Linked DNA regions of Homo sapiens: region 1 is linked to region 2. Evidence: read pairs that join two places in POLR2A ChIA-PET (ENCODE). Cell type or tissue: HepG2. All regions are shown on one strand. Each heading gives the region's core, and the rest is flanking DNA. Links, peaks and the distances in the headings are about the cores only.

What was found. Peaks named below come from ENCODE experiments on the same cell type or tissue, not always from the same donor. Only the 100,000 strongest peaks of a DNase experiment are listed, where the experiment ranks them.
Region 1: POLR2A ChIA-PET joins it to region 2 with 12 read pairs; 5 of 35 experiments call an interaction of 5 or more read pairs at or near these places.

What each region holds. Positions count from the first base shown.
Region 1 is chr2:234,975,788-234,978,697 of GRCh38, forward strand. The region is part of intron 1 of SH3BP4 (SH3 domain binding protein 4); the gene reads left to right. LOC105373939 (a long non-coding RNA gene) reads right to left here. Exons shown (of 3, transcript XR_924008.1): 1 at 2,900-2,910; 2 at 2,557-2,778; 3 at 1,153-1,703. Among named protein-coding and RNA genes, the nearest start is that of SH3BP4, 25 kb to the left of the region's middle. RefSeq lists enhancers at 1-53, 1,139-1,691. In HepG2, for the core only: no CTCF peak of the experiment used is centred there; DNase peaks (open chromatin) are centred at 974 and 1,634; H3K4me3 peaks cover 2,200 bases.
Region 2 is chr2:234,674,615-234,677,524 of GRCh38, forward strand. No RefSeq gene overlaps it. Among named protein-coding and RNA genes, the nearest start is that of LINC01173, 6.6 kb to the right of the region's middle. In HepG2, for the core only: no CTCF peak of the experiment used is centred there; DNase peaks (open chromatin) are centred at 407, 1,687 and 2,377; H3K4me3 peaks cover 577 bases.

The DNA.
Region 1 (2,910 bases), core at 197-2,696, 300 kb after region 2:
ATCACCTGAGCCCAGGAGATTGAGGCTGCAGTGAGCTGCAGTCATGCCATTGTACTCCAGCCTGGGCAACAGAGCAAGACCCTCTCTCAAAAAAAATAAAAAATAAATAAAAGTAGTTTGACCAGGAACATTCAACCTTAGCTTCTCTCTAACCTCTAGTGGCTTCCCCACTTCTCTGCCTAAAAGAAGCTATTTCTTTTCTCCAGCCTCAGTTTCCTGTCTCGTCAGCCCCATAGAAACTGAGCTCTCCAAATTGAACGAGGACCCCAGAACACGGGAGTCTGTGCCGAGTTTGGCACCAGGGATGATGTGTGTGGTTGTATCTTCTAGGGACAGGGGCCCTGGCTTTCATCTAGTGACCCCTGTGGAGGACTCCTGCGGATTCCCCATCTACCCATGAAGAGCGGCTCCTGCGGGGTGGCCCGGGTTACCCCAGCAGCAGCCCACCTGGCCAGGTTTGAAGGGCTTGGGCAGGACAGGTGGTATCTGGGCCCTTCTCCTAAAAATTGCCTTTTTATAAATGCAGGCCAGGCTGTCACCTTTATTTATTTATTCATTCAGTCACTTAGATTTTAAACTTGTGTTGACCTTATAGTCAACTGATAGTTCTGAGTAGTTAAGTTAGATCCTTAGGGGGTGACAGGGCCGGTGTGTACCAGGTTAAGGTCTCTCTTGCATTTTGTGGGTGGCTGCCTGCAGTTAAGCAGGGCTACCGTCTCTCGGCCCGGGGCTTCTTGTTTCATGATAAATACAGAAGCCGATGTTTACCCGCCTCTGGTAGCGGACATAGGGGCATCTCTGAGCAGAGCAAGCAGGGGCCTGCGGAAGGGGTTAAGAGGGGCTGGGCAGGTGACCAAGGTCACCATGGCAGGGATAAGTCACGCTGATGGCATTGTGTGGCAAGAAGGACACCTGCCTCTGGTCTTCCTCTCAGTAACACACAACCCAGTCTAACTGGGAGAAAAACCCCCAGCCGAGGGGCGTCTTACAGAATACCTAACCAGGCCTCCTCTACTGTCAAGGTCACCCAAAACACACAATGTCTGGGGAGATGCCCTAGCCAAGAGGAGCTTAAAGAGACACGACACCTAATGTCATGTGGTGATCTGGATGGGATCCTGGAACAGAAAAAAAGGACCTCAGGGACAAACATAGGAGACCCGGATGAAGGACAGGCTTTATTGTTTGATGATAGTGCACCGACATCCATTGTGACAAAGGTGCCGTCCTCCTGTAAGACACTCACAGGGAAGCCGGGTGGCGGGAGGCCTGTGGGAATTCTCTGTATTATCTCCACGACTTTTCTATGAATTTAAATCTATCCTAAAAGAAAAAGCTTATTTAAGAAAATAGGTAAGAGTGGTTAGGAAGGCTGGTTGGAGGCTGGGGTTCCAGGCCTGACCCTCTGCACCCGTGTCTGCTTCAGGCAGGTGACACTGGGCACCTCCTGCCGGGGAGAAGCTCAGGGTCCCCATTTCCTGGCCGGGAACTTCCCTTTCCTACAGACCCTCGCTTGGTGCGCCATGGCAGCTGGGCCCAGGCCTCCCAGTTGGGCCGAGGCCCATCTCTTTTCCCAACAGCACATCCTTTGTTCTCTCCAGCCCAGACGTGTAGAGGTGAGCCACCCTCCTGGCCAGTGAGGAGCTTCTAAACACGGAGGCAGATCAGCTTTTTGCCGAGTGAACTTGAGAACCGGAGCAGAGCTGCAGGGACAATGGTGCATTATTAAACTGCTCTGAAACTCAGAGCCCAGAGCACCCAGCTCTGGGGCGACTGGCAGGTGTTGGACCTGTGGCCGTGGTGCCAGCCCCCACTAATCCCATTAGCGACTTAGGGGTGAGTGGATGGAAAACAGGATGAGAGTGTCTCTCCCCCAAAGAGGGCTGGTTCAAGTATGAATATTCACAGCCACACCGAGGCACCTGCTCCGTAGATGATTTTTTTTTGCTTATGCAGTTAGTGCACAGAGTGAGCCCTGCGCTGGGAAAGACACGCACACGCATATGCACACACATGGGCACACACACACATGCGTGCACACACACGCAGACCCTGAGACCCTGCACTTGAGTTTCTAGTCTTAAGCAAGAAGGGTGTCACCGAGGTTGTGTCCTGCAGCTGCTAGTGGCCAGTCTGTCCCACTTGGATGGTCTGTTTCTATTTTATTTTATTTTTTACTTTTTTTGAGACAGAGTTTGGCTCTTGTTGGCCAGGCTGGAGTGCAGTGGCGCCATCTCTGCTCACTGCAACCTCTGCCTCCTGGGTTTAAGCAATTCTCCTGCCTCAGCCTCCCGAGTAGCTGGGATTACAGGCATGCGCCACCATGCCGGCTAATTTTTGTATTTTTTAGTAGAGAAGGGGTTTCACCATGTTGGCCAGGCTGGAATCGAACTCCCGACCTCAGGTGATCCGCCTGCCTCAGCCTCCCAAAGTGCTGGGATTACAGGCGTGAGCCACCATGCTGGCAGTCTGTTTCTATTTTGGCATTTCCTCACTGCACCTGGAGAAGAGCTTCATTCATTAATTCATCCATTCATTCATTCATTCAACAAGTACCTGACAGCCTGTACAGCAGTGGTGCCAGGTGAGGAGGGTGGGTAAAAATGCAGGGTCCTCCTCACTGCAGTCACTGCGGGACCAGGTACTCTTTTCCTGCGCCCCACACTGCCCCAAGGCCCCACTGGTCATCCGTCCAGCACTCTGTGCTCGCTGACTGGTGCGGTGAACTCTCCGGCTGGGCTCCTTTCCTGCTGCAGGTGCCGCGTCTCTTTCTTAAGCCTGTGTAGAAAGTTCTTTTGTCCGGGTGACATTGGCATGATTGAATCAGTGCCAGAGCCAAACAGGATGTGGTTCTGGGCGACTCCCAACTTCCAGCAAATCCGTGGTTGTTTTCAGTTACCTTAAGAGGGA
Region 2 (2,910 bases), core at 220-2,719:
TCTAAAGCTGTACCAGGCATCGCCTTTTGGAAGCTCTAAGATTTTGTCATAAAAAGCAATATGGAAGAGAGGATTTCATTAAGACAAAAAGACAAAGCCAAAATATATTCCAAGCTCACATTCAAAAAAAAAAAAAAAAAAAAAAAACCGTAAGACTCCTTTTGAGAAGCTTTATAGGAGCTTTTCATGTCATTGAGCTCTTCTAATCTAGATACTAAATTGCTTTCTGTTCACTCATCATTCTTAGCATTCCTCATGAGGACAAACATAAAATAAAACAAAACAAAGCAAAACCAACAGCTAAACATGGCTAGGAAGCCAGTCAAACAGTCACACCACACAAGGCAGCATTCATGCCCCCACACATCAGGGAAGATACACTGAGAATCATTGCTCAGTTGTTCCCTGGGAGATACAGATACCAGTGGGCTGGGGGAGATCCCTGAACACCGGTGAGACCTTGACCCCAGCCGGTGCCCAGGCTCTTGACATCCTCACGAGAAGGAATTCAAGTATGAGTCAGAAAATAGTGCAAGTATGGAGATTTATCACAAAGGGAAAAGTACAAACTCTAAAAAGGGAGGTGTGGGTGTACTTCAGAGTTAAGTAGATGGAGTTTGGGGCTGCTACCTTTATGGATTTCTTTAATCAAGGGGTGGAATATTCATGAAAGTTCTTGGAAAAAGGTGAAGAGTTCTTGGAAAAAGGTGAAGATTTCTTGGAACTGTGGTGCCATCCATTTTTTACATCAAATATGGGTGTTCTCAGAACCATCATGGTGCTGGTGGGTGTGTGGTTAGTATGTTAATGAGCACATAATGAGGTCCTAGGAGAAACCTAGGTCAAATCCAGTGCCATGTTGGTTCCAGTCATTCTCATCCAGCTTGGTCCACACCCTGGTTTTTCAGGGTCTTATCAGCCCATGGGCTGTAGTCATGTGAAACTCCTGCCTGAAATGTTTTATTCTCTTGTGACCAACCTATATTATTCCTGTCTCAAAACAATGACCTCAGAATAACACCTGAGTTATAGGATAGAATATGACCCACCCTGAGGTCTCAGGGTGATCTACTGTGAACACCAGAGTCCTCCTGAATGAGTTAGTGGATGTTGGGACAATTTTAAAGAAGAAAGCAGTACAATGCTTTCTTTGCACAGCCTCCCAGCACTGACCACTTATTGTTTCATCACAGGGCCAGGTTGTAGGCGAACCCTCACATTATTTATATTTCCTCTACAAAAAAGAGTGCCAGCAACCTGAGATTGCATTCATTAATCTAAGCAGGTAAAAGCCAGCAGGACTGCAGCTGGAAATGGTTTCAGGAAAATGAAGCAGAGATTGTCTTCCTTCAATATCTTATGGTAGGATGATCACCCAGCCTCTATCAGTCCTCAAAACAGGGACAAATGACACCTATTACTTTCCTGATAAAGTTTTGATGTGTGTACTCATGGGTAAAAAGCTAGGTAAATGACTAGGAAGACCATCTTCCAGTCCCCAAATAAAATAAGACTAAATAACAGAGAAGTTCAATCTCCTTCAGGGAGATTGGCAAAAAGGATGGAGTTGTCAAAACAAAGAGGGGCCACTGCTTTTTCTATTGCCATCATTTTAGTGCCTTTGCACCGTCTAAACTTGTATTTGCTCACCACCGAGGTTGAAGTTGGGATAAAAGTGGGGGGGAAGGGAAGGCAAACATTTGCTTGAGTAAGAGATCATTGTTTCCATAGCTGTTTGCTATGTTTTCTTCCTGAGCCAAACACCACACACCTGTCTCCTAAAGAAAAGACAGAGCCTGTTTAACCAGCAGCATAAGCAGGTGTTCTCTTGCTGTTCTAAATGGACTGCTTATTCTTGCAAGCAGAAACATGCTGCTCTAAACAAATGCCATCCAGTTGCTTCTAAATCTGTATGTCTGAAACACCTAGGGGAGCTTGCTATAAATATAAATTCCCAGACTGTACCTCCCAAGATTCTAATCCAGTTGGTCTGGGCAGGGGCCTAGGAATCTGAATGTTGAGTAGGCACTTCTGCTCCTCCCTGGGAATGCTGGGAGCTAGGCATAGCAGTTATTCTGCATTCCCATACCTCACGTTAGCATTTTAGAGCGGAAAAAAGGAACTTGGGGATCATCTAACTCAGCCTCTTTGTTTTACACAGAAATAACTTTGAATCTGAAACAAAGAACCTGATTCGACCAGTCAGGGCTGAGAATGGTGGAAAATCTCTGGTCCAGGCTGCCTGCCTCTTGCTGAATTGAGAACTTTGGGATATGTTTCTGTAAAAGGCTAGAAGCAAATAACTTTGGGGGCAGGGGAGTCTTATTAGGAGTCATCTATAGAAAGAAGCCTTTGTTCGGAAAAGATGGCTTTGAAAAAGCAAATGTTAGTGTAAGATGCTATATTAGAGGAAGGGCCCGGGAAAATCCGGCCTGGGGCACAGGGGCACAAGAACCGGTCTTTGTTTGGCCATCTGCAGTCTGCATCTGAGTGCCCAGGGAAGAGGCAGGAACTCAAATGGCTAATAGCTTTTGAACTCCAAATAAAAGGCAAACAAAGCCATTCTTAAACAAAAGGACTGTAGTCTTGAAACAATTCTTAAAGAGAAAGGCCCCGTTGATGTGTATTCCTCCCAAATGGAACTTAATTAGGCCACGCATGTTCATGCACTTTGCAGACACCAGAAAACCCAATCCTTTCTGTATTCCTAGATCCAGGAGGAGCATGGGTAGCTTACAGCTGCCTCAGTAGCACTATATGGATTGTCAGAGATATTGTGTAAATAATTATGGAGTTACCTCTGATAACATGTATGCCCATAATGGAACCACTTCCGGGTACCCTGCACACACCCTTCACCCCAATTCTTATTGAACCACAGGACCCACAGCAGAACAGATGTTGCTGAGA